Regions from separate parts of the Homo sapiens genome. Here all the other regions are linked to region 5. Evidence: chromatin contacts called from ENCODE Hi-C or POLR2A ChIA-PET data. All regions are on one chromosome and are shown on one strand. Each heading gives the region's core, a stretch centred on a gene start or an enhancer-like site at or near the end of the contact. The rest is flanking DNA. Distances are from core to core; before and after follow the strand shown.

Region 1 (2,700 bases), core at 35-2,534, 1.0 Mb before region 5:
TACAACGGCAGCTAAAAATCTTTTTTTTTTTTTTTTTTTTGAGACGGAGTCTCACTCCGTGGCCCAGGCTGGAGTGCAGTCGCACGATCTCGGCTCACTGCAACCTCCACCTCCTGGGTTCAAGCGATTCTCCTGCCTCAGCCTCCCAAGTAGCTGGGATTACAGGCGTACGCCACCATGTCTGGCTAATTTTTGTATTTTTATTGGAGACAGGGTTTCACCATGTTGGTCAGGCTGGTCTTGAACTCCTGACCTCACGATCCACCCGCCTCAGCTTCCCAAAGTGCTGGGATTACAGGCGTGAGCCACCATGTCTGGCTAAAAGTCTTAAATATCCCCTACACCCCAACCTTAACTCCAGTCTTTCCTTTGTCTCTGTACTTTGCAGGTCTCTGACAGCCTGGCAGAAAACCTGGCCTTGCCTCTACTACCCGAATGACCTTACATGTGGGATTTAACCTCTCTGTGCCTCAGGGTCCTCATCGATAAAATAGGGATATTTAATCCCCACAAAGGTTGCTGTGAAGTTTAAATGTGTCATTGTAAGGAAAGTGCTTAGCACAGTGCCCGGTACACAGAAGGGACTCGATAGCCACTAGCAAGCATCTCCCTCGTTATTTTGCAGCATTATCACCGGTGTCTCCATTCAGTTAACTTGTCTTAGAGGCTCCAACAAACAAGACCAAGCCAGTGCCTAGCCGGAGGCGGGCGGCACGGGACCGTTTTCTAGTTTTTTTTTCTTTCTTCTTTTTCAACCTTGGCAAAGAGATAACGCCCTGAACAACGAGGAGGCCTCAGGATGGCCATGGAGGTGAGTCCGAAAGAGGAAATCAGAGCCCGAAGAGTTTTCCCTCAGGCCAGTGGGGAATTCCTCGGGGCCTAAGTCCTGTCTCTCCGGGCGGAAGCCCCAGGAGGTGCTGCGGGTATGGGGCGGCCGAGGAACAGGCCGGCGGCCAAGTGGGCGCGAATGAATGAACGAACCCTCAGCCCTTCCTCCTCCTCTGGCTGGGGACGTCGCTCGCGCCCCTGCAGCGCCGCGTCCTCTTCATGACCTCTGACCCCGCAAACCCCTCACCTAGGACCCCTGACCCCTCGCCCCACTTCTTCTCCTGGCTCGCCCGGGTCCCCGCTTCCTCACCCGCAGGTCCCAATAGCTCCCGGCGCCCCGGCTCGGTTCGGCTTGGCACCAAAATGTCCGCGGCCTCCACCTCTCGCTCTCCCGGTGCGTCCGGGCTGCCGGCGGCTCGGAGCCCCGCGGCTGTCACCTGCCGGGCGGAAGTGAGCTGCCCGCGCGCGGGTACTTCCGGTGGACGCAAGGCCTGAAGGCGGGGTCAAGGGTACAACCCTGGCGGGGGTGGTGCCCGTGGGGCGGGGCAAGAAAAGGGGAAGAGCCCAACGGTATTAACCCCTCGGCAGCCGCGGCGCTGCTATGCTGCAGTCTCCCGCAGAGCCCTTGGGAAACCATCCCGCTAGCCAATTCAGCGTGAGGGGGCCGGGCAAGGTCGTAGGGAGTTTGAAGTCCATCTTCTGTGTAAAGACGGCAAATCTGAGGTTCTAAGAGGGGCAGGGTTTTGCTCAAGGTCACTCATTTTTTGTTTGTTTGTTTGAAATAGGGTCTTGCTCTGTTGCTCAAGCTAGAGTGCAGTGGCTCGAAGATCTGGGCTCACTGCACCCTCCGCCTCCCAGGCTCAGGTGATCCTCTCACCTCAGCCTCCCAAGCAGCTGGGACCACAGGTGCGCAGCACTACGCCCGGCTAATTACTTATTATTTACTTATTTATTTTTTGTAGAGAGAGTCTCACTTTATTGCTCAGGCTGGTCTCGAAATCATGGACCCGAGAGATCCTCCCGCCTCGGCTTCCCAAAGTGCTGGGATTACAGAGGGGTCTCTCTCTGTCCAAACTAGGTTTACAGCTCTAGTTTGGACCCCTCCATTCTTAAGATGAGTGACCTTGAGCCAGACACAGTGGCTCATACCTGTAGTCCCAGCTACTCGGGAGCCTGAGGCAGGAGAATAGCTTGAGCCCAGGAGGTTGAGGTTACAGTGAGCTATAATTGCAGCACTGCACTCCAGCCTGGGCGACAGATCCAGACCCTGTCTCAAAAAAAGAAAAAAAATGGCCGGGCATGGTGGCTCACACCTGTAATCCCAGCACTTTGGGAGGCCGAGGCGGGCGGATCACAAGGCCAGGAGATCGAGACCATCCTGGTTAACATGGTGAAACCCCGTCTCTACTAAAAACACAAAATATTAGCCGGGTGTGGTGGCAGGCGCCTGTAGTCCCAGCTACTCAGGAGGCTGAGGCAGGAGAATGGCGTGAACCCGGGAGGCAGAGCTTGCAGTGAGCCGACATCACACCACTGCACTCCAGCCTGGGCGACAGAGCAAGACTCCGTCTCAAAAAAAAAAAAAAAGAAAAAAGAAAAAAACCATCTGCAATCCCACTGACCTAAGACAATCACTTTTAATATTTTGGTGAATATTCTTCCAAACTTGATAGATCATTTGTTTTTTTTTGTTTGTTTGTTTTGAGACAGGGTCTCGCTCTGTTGCCCGGACTGGAGTGCAGTGTCGTGATTTTGGCTCACTGCAACCTCTGCCTCCCAGGTTCAAGCGATTCTCCTGCCTGGGCCTCCCAAGTAATTGGGATTACAAGCATGCACCACCGTGCCCAGCTAATTTTTGTATTTTTAGTAGAG
Region 2 (2,700 bases), core at 127-2,626, 1.2 Mb before region 5:
ACTCCTATTTCACCCTTGGAAGCCCAGCTCAAATATCCCTTCCCCTCCTCTGGCCCCCTAACATCATGGATCTTATCCTTAGGAGCACAGCTTGGCCAGTCTGTCTCCCTAGGCAGGTGGTCTGAGCTCATGGCTCCTCTGATCCAACCCCACATTCCCCAGGGTATTCACAGCACACAGCCAGTGCTTTATATATGTTCACTGAAAAAAGGACACTAGCTTGGCTCCTGGTCCTGCCGAGGGATTTGAAGGTGAACCCTGCCCTTCGCGGACCCGGGCATCCACCTAGGGGGCTGGGGCTAGAGGTCCAGGAAGGTGGGCAGGGTCAGCCTTGCCTGGAGGCAGGGTTTGGGGCCAAGGCACCCACCGTAAACCTCCTCCTGCATCGACACCTCACAACCATTCCCCAGCTCTGGGCACCTTAGCAAGGGTGAAGGGCTTACCCGTGGACACTCGGAACTGGGACTTGAGCCCCCTGGACCTCACTTTCTTCAATCTATGAAACGGGGCAGTGCACCACCAGGCCCTGCCTACCTTACTGGGAAGCCGGGAGGGCAGAATGGAAAGACAAGGACGGAGATTCTTCCGGTGGCGGATAGAGTAGGGGGTCCCAGGATCTGTCTGGTTCGAACTCAGCTGGTGACTTTGCAGAGATACTCAATTTCCTTGGGCCTCAGTTTCCCCTTCTGTAGAAACAAGGATATCGGATGAGGGATGATTAAAGGGCCTGCTCCACCTCGACCGTTACCGGGGATAGGGTCTCGGGGCCAGGCACGGCGTTCGAGGCCTCCCACCCAGCCGACCGGCCTTGGGGACCCTTCCCCGCTGGCCCGGGCCACGCGTCCCGGGTACTCACTGCAGAGCGCGCCCGGCAACCCCGAAAGGCCGGTCGGGGACCCCGGCTGGGAGTCAGGACTCTAGCTCCCGGGCGCGACCCGAGAACCCTGAATCCATTCCGCGCACACCCGGCCGCGTGACCCCTGCCGACCGGCTGGCGCGCCACCCATTCCCCGCGGCCCGCGGATTAGTCAGCAGTTGTTCTAGTCCGGGTCCCTTCCCCCAGCCCTCCCGCCGATCTCCGTCTCCCTGCAGGGCCGACTCTTCAGCGACCGTCCCTAGAGCCAGCGGACGGAACCATTCCAAACAGCCTAGTCTCGTGCTGAGAGCCTCTCCGGTTTCACGCTGAGACCCGCTCACCCCCGCTCTGGCCCCTTAGATGCTATTTTGGCCCGAGTGTCACGTCGGGCGCTCTTTAGAGAGGACTGGGACAAGAGTTGCGGACGCGAAGAACGAGTAAGCGGTGGTTCATCCCTCCTGACCCCACCCCCGTGGCCTGGCCCGATGGTCGCGCCCGGGGTTGCGAGATTTGCGCCTGCGCAGTGCGGCGCCTAGAGGGAAAGCGAGAGGGAGACGGACGTTGAGAGAACGAGGAGGAAGGAGAGAAAATGGCGTCCACGGGTGAGTATGGTGGAACTGCGGTCGCGCCGGCGGTAGCCGGAACGCCCAAACTGGGGGTCGTTCGTCTCTGGGCTTGGCTGGGAAGACTGAGTGGAGTTGCCGAGAGGGGGTTGAGGCACCCGCCGCGGCCCGACGAGCTCGGGGATCCGCATTCCTCTCCCCTCCCCCAACCGGGCGGGCCGGTTCTGGAATCTTCCGGCGCCCGTGGCGCGCGGGGGGCTTGCTGCGGCGGGGGCGCGCGGGGCCCGCCTTGGCCTCCATTGTGTGGCGGTCCTCGCGCCCTGAGCTCCGGGCCTCCCGCCACGTGGGCGGGGCCTGCGGCCTTCGAGGCCCTGCGTGAAGGGGAGGATTTGGCCAGGCCTCAAGCCGGTCACTATGAAACCGCCGGGGGGCCCGCAGGCTGCTGTCCCTGTGAGGCCTCCCTCCCCGTTTTCAGGGTTTCCTGAGAAACCAGGGGAAAAAGCAAATAAAGATACCGTGGATTTGTGGGCCGAGGGGTGCCGGCCTATGAGCGGGAGCCCCGTCATCCTTAAGACCCAGTCGGCTGGGGCGTCTGGCGCTGCCGAGCTGCCCCCTCTGTGGCTTCCAGCCCCAAGCCGAACTTCTGCTCGCCTGGGCTTTAGACAGAATGTGCTTCCCTCCTCCAGGGCCCCCAGTTTGCCGCTTTCTTGGGCTTCTCCATTTTTATCGTTATTAATCCACGTCCTCCCCTCCCCCAAAACCAATTAAGTGGCTTCCCAGGGCCCTTTTTCTGCAAACGCCGAGGGACATCCGTTGTATAATAAGGCCAGCCTGGGTCGAGAGACGAGAAACGCTACCAGAAAGATATTTCTGGTCTCTCTGACCTAGGAGGAACAAAAGGCCGAGCCTTCATTTGAATTATGTTTCAGCAGTGGCCTCGCACGTTTATTCGCCTGCGTTAGGCCGGCAGGCCTGTTGATTTCGTAGGTCGACAGAGGAGAGGGGAAAAAAGGCCAGTAGAAGCAATCTTAAAGGCACTTGCAAGCAAGCCCCGGTTGGGAACTCCAAAATGGGAGTAGAGTGGTCCTTGATGGAAGGAGCGTTTAAGAGTGTCGCCTAGCCATCACCTGCAGTTCGCAATCTGTGGGTACACTAACCCGCGAAAATTGGCAGGGTGGAGCATTTTTGCCCCGGGGGTATTCTCAGGCCACCTGGTTCCAGGCCTTAGAGACAGTGGGAGAAGATGAGAAGGAAGACAGGAAAAGTTCTGGGCACTCCAGA
Region 3 (2,700 bases), core at 159-2,658, 1.3 Mb after region 5:
AGCCAGGCAGGCAGAGATGGCAGTGAGACGGGATCATGCCACTGCACTCCAGCCTGGGTGAGGGTGACCTCATCTCAAAACAAAAACAAAAAAACAAACAAACAAAAAAATTGCAATTACTTAACACTTGCATTATTTACCTAACTTCTCCTGAGTCCCAACATAAAGGCATCCATGCTTAAGAACGTTGCTTGTCCTGTCCCAGGGTCCCCTTGGTCCACTGCAGAATCTTTCACTACAGTGTAACATGTTTTTTCTTTCAACATTTTTAAGTTTTCCAAATCCGTAAGAAATGGGCACTGTTAGTATTAAAGATATAAAGAAATTTAAGACAAGTGCTGTGTCGTTTAGATTTAGCAGTCAGTGTGATTAGAAGCAGCAGAGGAGAGGCGTGACCCAAGACACCGATTCTAGTTATAAGGTCTCTCTGGCTTCAAGAGGGGAAGCAGGGAGTCCCTATCGAGTTGCTGCCGCTCAGGTCAGAAACGGTGGACTGGACTAGGGGGCGGGGGTATCAGTGGCAGCAGGCGGAGCTGGCAATTGTCAGGAGTCCTTGGCCAGAGCCTGACCCAGCCCACCCAGCTCTCTGGTTTTCTGCTTGGAGAGAAAGATATCCTGACAGACGCGAGTTTAGGCAGTGCCCTGGGTATGACCAAAGGATGTTGGTTAAAGGCCCCGTTCTGGGAACGGGTCAGGATTCGTCCTTGCTTCCTTCTGAAGGGTTTTGTGTCCTCAGGCTGTTTCCTGGTTTGTGAAATAGGATAGTATCTGCCTCCTGCATCCATCAGGTAATAGGGATGCAATGATTACATAAGGACTATGAAGCCACGGCAGCCATTCTTATTAATAACCTGAGGGGCGCAGAACGTCGTTTAGAGTTTGCAAGGGTTTGAAAAGCCCCCCGTAAGTGGACACTTCCCAGCAGAGGCCATCACCCTAACTCTCGCGTGCTCAGCCCCTTGCATTTTACAGAAGTCCTCCCAGAAACTCTCGTTGGCGCCTCTTAGCTGCCCAATGAGGCCACATGAGTCATTAACCTCGTTCATATAACAGAAAACGGAGCTCTGACGGATCTCGTTTCCCCTGTGGGGAGATCACTGAGTCGGAAACGAAGCTCTGTGGCCATGGATCTACTTCGGATAGACTAGGAGGAAATGGATTTCCTCCGTGGGGCGGGAGGCTCTAGTGCTCGAGGGCAGGAAACGCCAGGAGGTGGCCCAAGGAAGAGGCCGCACACGACGCCCCGCCCCCGGCTCGAGCCCCGGATGAGGAAGTGGTGCGGCCACCGAGACGAGACGGAGGCCCGGCGAGAGCGGCGCGGGGGCGCGAGGGCGGGAAGGAGGCGGGGCCCCGGGGCGGAGCCACCGGAGCGGCGCGGGTTCTCAGGTGAGCGCTACACGGTCGGGGCGGGCCTAGTAGGCGCTTCAGGCTTAGGGGCGGAACAGCGCGGGCCGCGCGGGCGTAGGCGGGGTATCTGGAGGAGGCGCAGGGAACCTGGAGAGGGTCCAGCCCTCAGTGCCCCGGCCAGAGGCGGGAAGGGGCTCTAGAGCTTCGGTGAGTGGAGCTGCCCGCCCCGGACTGGGGATTGGGGGGGCTTGAGATAGGGGACCTTGGCCCAGGTTCGAGTTCCAGGCTCCATCCCCATTCCGCTGTGTGACCTTGGACAAGTCTCTCTCCCTCTCTGAGCCTCAACGGCCTCAGCTGTGAAACGGAGTCAGGGAAGGTCTGCTGAGAGTTCGCACAGACCGAGGTTTGGGGAAGGAACTTCTGCCTTCCTCCTCTTTGTGGTTGCCTTGCTCAGGACATTGGCAGCAAAACGAGAATGGTGGGAGTGTCTCTTAAGTCTCGAGTGACCTTGAGCAAGTCCCTTGCCCGGAGTCACACTTTCATCATCTACAAAATGAGTGGGCTAACCTCTTTTAAGATCTCTTTACTATTTGGGTGTTATTGGTGTAGATGGAGACAAGGTGATGAGCACCCATTCAGCGCAATGCTTCCCCTATGGGGGTGTGATAGAATATCTTCTCCTAGGTTTGACTAGCCCCTGGCCCGAATTCCCCTTAGTTCCTGGATTCTGTGGTTCTATTTGTTCTCCATCGCTCCTTGTAACTGGAGGAGTGACTTCTTCCGAGAGTCACTTGGCACCACTTCACAGCAGAGGAACACCAGTATCTTCACTGGCCTAAAATCAAAGAGTGGTTGCAAGGAAAAATCTGACATTCCAACCTTTTCGTTTGTATTTCTGTGGCAGGGAGGCAAGATGACTTCTCTGCCCCAAGCTTGGAACAGCTAAAGGGAAAAACAGTGCAAGATGAGAACAACAAAGGTCTACAAACTCGTCATCCACAAGAAGGGCTTTGGGGGCAGTGGTCAGTATCGATTGGTCTTTAGAGGTTTTGTAAGTTGGCTGAGGTTCTGGTGTGTGCAATACCTAGAAATTACACACTGACTCGTGTGACAATTGAGGCTAAACAGGCGACTAAACAGACTAAAGCAGCAACTGTCATACAGTAACAATAGGAGGATGGCAGGACCCTTCTAATGCATTTGCATTCAGACTTTTAAGGAACATTGTGAATGCTGCCGGTTTACTACCCTTCATTTGTTGAATTGCATTATTAATTACAAATCTTCCGTGTATGTTCCATAAAATTCCAGCCTGCACTGGTTTGGCAGATAAGAGAAACTAAAATCGTTTAT
Region 4 (2,700 bases), core at 16-2,515, 1.2 Mb after region 5:
GTCTCGAACTCCTGACCTCAAGTGATCCACCCACCTTGGCCTACCAAAGTGCTGAGGTTACAGGCGTGAGCCACCGCGCCCAGCCTGTGACACACTTTAAATGAATTCAGGGTTGACTCATACACAGCACGCCTGGTAATAACATTGAAAACAAAGTCTCCTGCCCAAATTCTAACAGTTACCACCACAATGCAGAGCCCTCTCCTGAGAGATAATCATTTCTGTACAGTTAATGATGAAAGAGTGACGCTTTCATAACAAGACCAATGATGGTTTCTGTTCCCTCTCAGTCCAAATCCAGTGTCCGTCTCCTCCCAAAACAATAGGTTATCCTCTGATCAACGCTGACAAAATGAACCCTGTAGGAAACACACAAGTATGGCGCATCTCTCAAATCTTAGCTCTTTGAAATGACACCAGGCAGCCGACTCTGAATCACAGCTACATTTTAATCCATTTTCCGACACTCCAAATGCTCTAAGCTATTTTCTGTATAACCACTGCCCTCACGGCGGGCAGCCTGAGAGAAAGATCGTCGCGTGAGGGGGTACCTTGATGGGGGTCCGGGCTCTGCTACAAACTGGCTAGGTGAACTTGAGCAAATCCCTCCCTCTCTCGGAGCCTCAATCTCATTAACTCCAAAGAGAGACAGCTGGACTCAGAAGACCCCTCAAGTCTCCCACATTTCTAAGAATCTAACAGCTGGGGGTCACAAGGGTAACCAAGACTCTAGCCCCATAACATATTGTTTTGAGATTACCTAACCTAACCCTCTAGCTTCAAAGACTAAGATCCAGAAATGAAAGTTGCCTGACACTCAATCTAGTGTCCTTCCCACAGGACATCATTCCTTCTACGAAAACGAACACACGAGAAAATGGCATCTGAACATCTGAAAGCCCTGCCTCGACTCAAGAGACGGGCAGGTAGCCTATTTCATCTGATTTTTGTCCCTCGTGAACTTCCACCTAGCTGGAAAGGGCAAAGCGCGAGCTTCTAGGCCACACCCTAAGTAAATCCGGACCGCCCTACGCAGGAGCAGTCGCACCTGCTCCTAAGCTCGAGGTGAAGGTGGCTCCGTCTCCACCCGAGCTCGCCTCAGAGCGAGCCCGCGACACAGAAACATCTCTCTTCAGACCCCAGCTTGGTCCAGGTTGCCCCACGCCCCAAGGTAGTCTCTCCGCGCTGCTATACCTGCTCCGCCACGGCGCGACCCCGTGCAGTAATCCCAGACATCGGTGCCCCACGGACGTCGCCATCTTGTCTGCTCCTTCTCAGCGTGCCACGCCCCCTTCACACGCTGGGCGCACGCTTAAGGCGTCACGAGTCTCGAGTTCAGTGGGCCAATGAGAAAAGCGCGGGTTGGGGGCGGAGCCGACTAAGCTCCGCCCTGTGGCTACTCCCCACCTAACCCGCTTGGCACCTGCGGAGGTAGGGGAACTAGTGGAGCTGTAGGTTTCGCTAAACCTGGGCTTGGTCGCAGCACTGCCACTCCTCCTCCTTCCCTCTGGGTGCCTTTCCTCATGTACCTGGAAAATCTGAGTCATCCAAGATCCAAGAATGTCGTTTCAAGTGATCGAACTTGCTCATTTTACGGATGGGGAAACTGGGCATCCATGACTCAGCTCTCGTTTTTTAAGCGCCGGAGTGTGTTGTGAGCACTTTGCAAGCATGGTGTCATATCATTCTTATCTCCTACCGCTGTGCTGCCAGGGAGACCGGGGGCAAACGGTCTTGGATCACCTAGAAATGCAACCAGTCGTTAAATTCGGTGCCTGGTGCTTGCTCTTGAAAAGGTTCCTATCTTCAATTGTAAGAGGAAAACGAGTTTTCAATCATGTCTGCTACTTTTTACTGAGCACTGACTAGAGACTCGCAGCTAGGCCCGAGACATTATCCCCATTTTAAAGATGAGGTACCTGAGGCTCAGGAAGGTTAAGCAACATCTTCAAGGGTACATAAAGGGCATATGCCCAAAGACTATAAAATAGTGAAGCCAGAATTTGAACATACGTCTCTGACTCCAAAAACCATGTCCTAAACATCTTCTTCTTTTTTTTTTTTTTTTGAGACAGAGTCTCTCATTGTCGCCCAGGCTGGAGTGCAGTGGCGCGATCTCGATTCACTGCAAGCTCCGCCTCCCGGGTTGACGCCATTCTCCTGCCTCAGCCTCCCGAGTAGCTGGGACTACAGGCGCCCGCCACAACGCCCGGCTAATTTTTTTATATATATTTTTCGTAGAGACGGGGTTTCACCATGTTAGCCAGGATGGTCTCGATCTCCTGACCTCGTGATCCGCCCGCCTCGGCTTCTCAAAATGCTGGGATTACAAGCGTGAGCCACCGCACCTGGCCTAAACATTCTTCCTTTTAAGCCCTTTGTCAGAATCTGGCAGAATTTGGGTCCAACAACTGAAGGAATGCAGCCCTACTTTTTCATCTGCTAAGCTGATAATCACAGTTGCCTTCACCAGGCATTTGACAGGAGGAGGAATATGCTCCCTGGTCCCTGCAGGTATTTCTGTGTAGTTGGCTTAAGTTCAACTAGGGCATACTCAGCTCCTACAGAGAGCTTAAAAGGCACCAGGTTTGGTATTGGGGGGAAGAAACCTCCCTTTGTCATGGTTTTCAAAAGTCGGAAAAGAAAAAAACAAATGTATAGAATTGGTTTTGGCCGGGCGCAGTGGCTCACGCCTGCAAT
Region 5 (2,700 bases), core at 19-2,518:
ATAAGAGCTAATTCTTAATAAGGCCTACCGGGTATCACGCAAAAACCCTGTGCTTACTATTACACTTTGGGTTGTTGCAAAGATTAAAGGAAATAAGCCGTGCAAAGCGCTTAAGAGCTTGGTATAAGTAAGTGCTCGTCAATGTTGGCTACTCTCATTTTTTTTGCAGACGTGGGAACTGGGGCTCAGGGAGGCTAACAGCCAGTAGGCGGCACAGCTAGGATTTGAACCCAGGATTGTCTCCAACGCCGCTCAATTATACCCGCCAAGGAGTCACAGAGACTTAGTGAAGTGCACACATTGCTCACCTGGGTGAACTGAGGTCCAGCGGGGGAAGGCTTCCTCCTGTTGTAATCACTAACCCCAACTCTGTCTCCCTTGCCCGATTCATTCATTCGTTAATTAATTCATCCAACATCCTGTCCCCAAGAAGCTCAGTCTGGGGACATACTGATCCAGTTAAATGCGAGTGCTTCCTAGTTATACATGGCGACTGCTGAGAAGGGACTCCAGAGTCCAGGCACCTACCTCCCAGGGGCTCACCGTTCACTCCTCTAGCCTCATTTAGAGCTCGCATTAAGAGCACGGGATCTGGATCCACACTGTTTGGATTCAAATCACAACTTCACCACTTAGCAGCTGTGTGTTCTGGGAAAATGACCCACCTTCTCTGTGCCTCCATTTTCTCACCTGTAAAACGGGCTCCCAGGCTGGTGGGAGGGTTTCAGGTGTAAGACATGGAGAGTCCTTTAGCGAACATGTAGACTGGCAATAAACTCAATAAATGGTGACTGTTATAATTAATCCTCGGAACCATCCTAGGGAGTGGACACTATTGTGTTCCCCATTTTATTTATTACATTAATTTTTTTTTTTTTTTTTTAGTAGAGACGAGGTCTCGCTATGTTGTCCAGGCTGTTCTCGAACCCTTGGGCTCAAGAGATCTTCCCGCCTCCGGCCTCCCAAAGTGCTGGGATCACAGGCGTGAGCCAACGGGCCCAGCCTGTGTCCCTCCCTCGTTTTTACAAATGAATAAAGAGATGCTGGATAAGCCCGAGGTCACAAGCTTTGCAGTGTAGCATCCCCCAACTTGATCCCCTGTCTCTTTGGCTCCAAAACCTACACTCAGTCCTGGGAGCGATTAGCGCCAACAGCTCAGAGAAAACGTGACGAAAACCAGTCTGTAAAACCCGAGCCTGGGAGAGGGGCTTCGGTGCGCGGGGGGAATTTGCAGACGCTCCCTGCTGGCGGAGATTTCCTGACCTGTCCTTCGGCGCGGGACTTTCGGCGGGTCCCGGCCGGGCAGACCCAAGTGCCGGCGGCGGAGACTGCAGTGGAGCCAGTACCGGCTGTAGTGGCCGGGGCCGTGGCGGGAGAGTCATGTCAGAGCCGCAGCCGCGGGGCGCAGAGCGCGATCTCTACCGGGACACGTGGGTGCGATACCTGGGTGAGCGCGGGGCGACGGGCGCGGCGACCCCACCACCACTGGGCTGGAGAAGCAGGGGTCGCCGGACGCCCGCCCGGGGCCTGGAGGAGGCGGGATGATCTTAGTTCTCATTCTGCTTTTGGGCCGGAGACTGGGCTCAGACAGGGCTAGGGACTTGCCCAAGGTCACACTACCCTGGTGGGTCGCCCAGGGCGGAAGCTCCCATGGGGTGAGCGGGCTGCCCGCTCTGGCATGCGCTCTGGCTGGCTGTGGAGTCGGGATCTCCACTCCCATTTCGGTCCTGACACGCACTGGCTCTGTCTGAACCTCAGTTTCCTCCTCGGCAAAAAAACAAAAACAAAACAAAAAACAAACGAGATACACACGAGGGCCTCTCTCATTGGGTGGTGGTTGCGAGGGTGGAATGGGATAAAGCGCAGAAAGCCCTGGCACTTGGCGAGCGTCTGGTCAGTGGCGCTGCCCTCGATCACTCTGCCCCTCTGGGTGCCTGTCACCTCATTAGTGCAGTTACTCCTGGGACCAAGACCAGGAAATCTAACCAATAAGCAATGGTAACAGTGACTCAGTGCTCAGTCCGCCCTCAGTGGCCCGAGTCCGAGGTGGGCATCATGGCACCAGTTTACATCTCGGAAAGGGAGGCTCAGAGAGGTCAAGTCACTTGCCTAAGGTCACCCAGGGACTGCTTAGCTGGCTAGGATGAGAACCAGCCTGCTCCAACGCCCCCTCGTGGAACAGTTGCGAGCCTAGGAATTAAATGTTCCCTCCCCCAGGCTATGCCAATGAGGTGGGCGAGGCTTTCCGCTCTCTTGTGCCAGCGGCGGTGGTGTGGCTGAGCTATGGCGTGGCCAGCTCCTACGTGCTGGCGGATGCCATTGACAAAGGCAAGAAGGCTGGAGAGGTGAGTGTTAGCCTATTTTCCAACCCCCAACCCTAGCTCTCTTCTTGTGTGGTTCAGTCCACAGCCTTGCATGTGATAAAGTCCCTGTGGGACACTCCAGTCCCTACAACCTTGCCTAGTGCAGTCCATAGACAGTCCTGTTTGTAGGACAGTGTACCCCTGCCCCCACACTCCCACTCCCCGAACTGGATGTGGCAGACTGTACCCCACTCCTGGGTGCGGACAAGTCCACTGGCCACTTGCCCCTCCCGGTCTAGCCTCGTGCCCCTTGTCGCAGGATTTTCTGCCTCTGCCCCAGCTGGATTAAGTGTCTCTGCGCCCACCAGGTGCCCAGCCCTGAAGCAGGCCGCAGCGC
Region 6 (2,700 bases), core at 74-2,573, 1.1 Mb after region 5:
TGAGTCAGAATGAGATTACCACTTAATAGGAATGAAATAGTTATACAATGTTACTAACTTCGCCACCTAAAAAGAAACACTATTTCATTAGTGGCAAACCTTACTTTTGTATAGCGATGGGGGCATTTGGAGGCAGGAGGCTTCTTCAGGTCAAGGAAAGCATCTCCACTTTCTGTTTCACCCATACTTCTCCTATCCATGGCTCCTTGGTCTACAATGCTCTGCACCTGGAAGATAAATCGGCACAAAATTGTCACCGAGAACAGTAAGTTTTCAGAAATCTTGGCTGTTTCTTCAGAAGCTGAAACTTTTTAATCTCTCAAAACAGCTAGTGTTAAAAACAAGTCCCCACCCCAAAATTATGCTATAAATTAGAACTTGGAGATAGAATCATTGGTACTCAGTTCTCTTTCCTAGTATCCTAAGCATCAACATGGTAAAAAGTAGAAGGTGCCCAATTCAAGGTATATAACCTTTAAGCAGCTTTAACACAAGAGAAACCAAGATTAGTAGCTGCCACCCATGGGGATCTTTCAAGACTGGTGGGGAAGTTTCCCGGAGTGGGGGCAGGTAGAAGACTGGTTAGGCTGGGAACCCGCGAAGTCTGTTGGAAAGTGCCTGTCACTTGCCAATGGACGGCGCCAGCTGCCCCTTGTTATCCGGCGATCAGGGACTGGGGACGGGGCCCGAGCGCCCCTCGCCAGGCCAGCCGCACCTGTGGCCATGTCAGGGGCGCCGATGGCAAGGAAAGGGCGAGCACCGGCTTCAGCTCCGAAACTTGGCTTCCCCGGGCCGCGACCCCAACCCGCAGCCCCTCACGCAGGCCCGGGCCCAGCGGCCTCCTTCGGAGGAAGGGCGGAGACCGTACTCACTGAGGGGCGGCCGGCCGCAGGGAGGAGGGAGGCCGAATCTCCCGGCCCGGGCGCTTCAAGCTGGAGCTAGCGCAGGCCCGCAGCCGTCCTCCCCGGCCCGGCGGCTCGGTCCCCGCCAGCCAGCCCGCCGGCTACCCGCCGGCCGCCTTGCGGGCCTCGCGCCCCTGCCCACCCCCTGCGGGCGCCCCGGCGCCCGCGCTCACGCACGCGACCCCGGGAGCAATGCGCCCGCGCCCCTTCTACACCCGGGAGCACCGGGCGCGCGGTGCCCCGGACCCAGCCGCCACCGCCGCCGACCCTTACTCGGTGCCTCCGCCGCTCGGCGGCCCTTTGCCTCGGCCGCCGCTCCCCTCCCCGCTGCCCGCACCGGTCCCAGCGCCGCTCCCCGCAGCCTTCGCTCTCGCGCCCCCACCCCGACCGGCTTGGGCTGTCTCTCTTCAGCCGCCGTAACTGCAGCCCGGCCCTCCGCCCCTCCTCTTCGGCCCCCTCCCCCTTAATAACTCCCTCCACGCACCCTGGCCCCGGCGCCGCCTTCCCCGCCGCGCGCCCGGATGTGAGGTGGCTGCAGCGGTGCCGGGCGAAAAAGAAGCATCGCCGCGCGCTTCCCGGACGCCAGCCCCTGCGCGGGCCGGGGGGTGGGAAGGTGGTGGCGGCGAGGAGGAGGCCACGGTGGGGATAGCGGAAACCCGCTCCCGTGCGCGCAGGCGGTCGCCGTGGGCAGCCCAGAGGCCACCGCCGCCGCGTTCCCACGCGCGCTGCAGGGCAGAGCGGACGGCACTTGGGACCCGCGACTCGCGGCACGCCACTCTCCCGGAGGCGGTGGCTAGATGGGGCTGGGCTGGCGGCTAGCACGGCCTGTGGCGCGACGACCGCTGTATTTGCATGGTTCGCATAGGCAGAGAACCGTGGGGCTTCGGCAGTGGGAATTTGAGATAGGAGATTGGGGTCTTCCGAGCCTTCCCAGTGCGGGTTCGAACCTCAGCTGTTTTGCGAGTGGCGTGATCTTAGGCAAAGCTGACTTAACCTAAGTTTCGGTCGTGTTTCTAAAATGGCCTCTGTAAATCTATGAGGCTTATGCGCGAGTACTGGTTGCTGCATTAAAAGACAAACTTGTCACGATTGGCTTTGATAGCGATAAAGGCGACTAACAAATTCATTGAAATGTTGTTTCCCTCCGGTAACCTGAATCTGTCCTTAGCCTGCACAGAAAGGGGAAGTGCGAGTGGAGTTGGGGAAATGAGACGGCGAATGTCAAGTGCTTACCACGTAGTGCAGACTCAGGCTGACAGGGGGCCACAGAAATGCAAATATGTGAGCAGTGTGGGTAACTGCATCCTGGGGAGGAAGTCCTATGTGCTGGAATACCACAAGCACCCATTTCTGCCCTGTGGTACTGCGCAGCGTTGGTGTGAAGCGATACATAGGCGTGAAGTCCCGAGAACGCAATTTTCCTGGTTAAAGGACAGCAACGTCTACATTTCTTCCAAGAGGCCTACTTTGTTGGAACTTCACTTCACTTGTGAAATTAGGGTGTTGGGCAGTGAGTGACCACTAACTCAGCTCCCTTCTTGTGAATCTTGGCAACAGAAAACTTTTCGTTTGTATTACTGAATAAAGTGTGTTTCTTACAAACTGTTTTTTTACAGGCAAGAGGCAGAGGGAAACACTTGCACATCAGGCCTGAGTTTGCATTCTCATCTCTGCCACCTCCTACAAGCTATGGAGAGTTAGTCTATTGATTCTTAGTTTTACCTGTGAAATTGCGAAGATGATATAACCTGCTCATGGGGCAGTTAAGATTAAACAGGATAAGGTGGGTAAAAAACCA

Evidence for each region. A loop is a pair of places that touch in the nucleus more often than their neighbours do. ChIA-PET counts read pairs that join two places held with the same protein, here RNA polymerase II (POLR2A). Pooled maps may share reads with other maps.
Region 1: a map of OCI-LY7 shows a loop between it and region 5 (5-fold over the local background). The contact joins the promoter of AP1B1 here to the promoter of MTFP1 in region 5. A Hi-C loop is called at or near these places in 2 of 168 maps with a recorded cell type or tissue (OCI-LY7 and endothelial cell of umbilical vein) and 12 of 50 pooled maps. POLR2A ChIA-PET finds 5 or more read pairs at or near these places in 1 of 52 experiments (B cell).
Region 2: a loop to region 5 is called in a map of CD4-positive, alpha-beta T cell, with 30 times the contacts of the local background. The contact joins the promoter of EWSR1 here to the promoter of MTFP1 in region 5. A Hi-C loop is called at or near these places in 8 of 168 maps with a recorded cell type or tissue (CD4-positive, alpha-beta T cell, CD4-positive, alpha-beta memory T cell, OCI-LY7 and 5 more), 12 of 37 single-sample maps with no recorded cell type and 19 of 50 pooled maps. POLR2A ChIA-PET finds 5 or more read pairs at or near these places in 2 of 52 experiments (CD4-positive, alpha-beta T cell and K562).
Region 3: a map of CD8-positive, alpha-beta T cell shows a loop between it and region 5 (30-fold over the local background). The contact joins the promoter of DEPDC5 here to the promoter of MTFP1 in region 5. A Hi-C loop is called at or near these places in 1 of 168 maps with a recorded cell type or tissue (CD8-positive, alpha-beta T cell), 3 of 37 single-sample maps with no recorded cell type and 13 of 50 pooled maps.
Region 4: a pooled map shows a loop between it and region 5 (10-fold over the local background). The contact joins the promoter of PISD here to the promoter of MTFP1 in region 5. A Hi-C loop is called at or near these places in 1 of 168 maps with a recorded cell type or tissue (CD4-positive, alpha-beta memory T cell) and 6 of 50 pooled maps. POLR2A ChIA-PET finds 5 or more read pairs at or near these places in 2 of 52 experiments (MCF 10A and SK-N-SH).
Region 6: a map of naive thymus-derived CD4-positive, alpha-beta T cell shows a loop between it and region 5 (5-fold over the local background). The contact joins the promoter of EIF4ENIF1 here to the promoter of MTFP1 in region 5. A Hi-C loop is called at or near these places in 1 of 168 maps with a recorded cell type or tissue (naive thymus-derived CD4-positive, alpha-beta T cell), 2 of 37 single-sample maps with no recorded cell type and 10 of 50 pooled maps. POLR2A ChIA-PET finds 5 or more read pairs at or near these places in 1 of 52 experiments (activated CD8-positive, alpha-beta memory T cell).

What each region holds. Positions count from the first base shown.
Region 1 is chr22:29,387,286-29,389,985 of GRCh38, forward strand. AP1B1 (adaptor related protein complex 1 subunit beta 1) reads right to left here and starts at 1,285. Exons shown (of 23, transcript NM_001127.4): 1 at 1,139-1,285. It also overlaps a transcript of RFPL1 not described here.
Region 2 is chr22:29,266,892-29,269,591 of GRCh38, forward strand. It overlaps EWSR1 (EWS RNA binding protein 1), which reads left to right and starts at 1,377. Exons shown (of 17, transcript NM_005243.4): 1 at 1,377-1,458. The coding sequence starts at 1,446. RHBDD3 (rhomboid domain containing 3) reads right to left here and starts at 1,090. Exons shown (of 7, transcript NM_012265.3): 1 at 857-1,090; 2 at 535-686. RefSeq lists enhancers at 969-1,840, 1,233-1,292, 1,403-1,462 and a silencer at 1,633-1,722.
Region 3 is chr22:31,752,611-31,755,310 of GRCh38, forward strand. It overlaps DEPDC5 (DEP domain containing 5, GATOR1 subcomplex subunit), which reads left to right and starts at 1,409. Exons shown (of 43, transcript NM_001242896.3): 1 at 1,409-1,554; 2 at 2,252-2,369. The coding sequence starts at 2,312. RefSeq lists a silencer at 1,174-1,483.
Region 4 is chr22:31,660,950-31,663,649 of GRCh38, forward strand. PISD (phosphatidylserine decarboxylase) reads right to left here and starts at 1,266. Exons shown (of 8, transcript NM_001326411.2): 1 at 1,195-1,266. The coding sequence starts at 1,259. RefSeq lists enhancers at 1-891, 187-326, 300-1,499, 717-766, 1,007-1,306.
Region 5 is chr22:30,424,500-30,427,199 of GRCh38, forward strand. It overlaps MTFP1 (mitochondrial fission process 1), which reads left to right and starts at 1,269. Exons shown (of 4, transcript NM_016498.5): 1 at 1,269-1,447; 2 at 2,218-2,345; 3 at 2,672-2,700. The coding sequence starts at 1,381. It overlaps SEC14L2 (SEC14 like lipid binding 2), which reads left to right. Exons shown (of 12, transcript NM_012429.5): 12 at 1-804. RefSeq lists enhancers at 1,529-2,087, 2,088-2,648.
Region 6 is chr22:31,488,519-31,491,218 of GRCh38, forward strand. EIF4ENIF1 (eukaryotic translation initiation factor 4E nuclear import factor 1) reads right to left here and starts at 1,324. Exons shown (of 19, transcript NM_019843.4): 1 at 1,176-1,324; 2 at 105-227. The coding sequence starts at 200. RefSeq lists enhancers at 633-1,256, 1,257-1,879, 2,279-2,338 and silencers at 709-998, 1,079-1,728.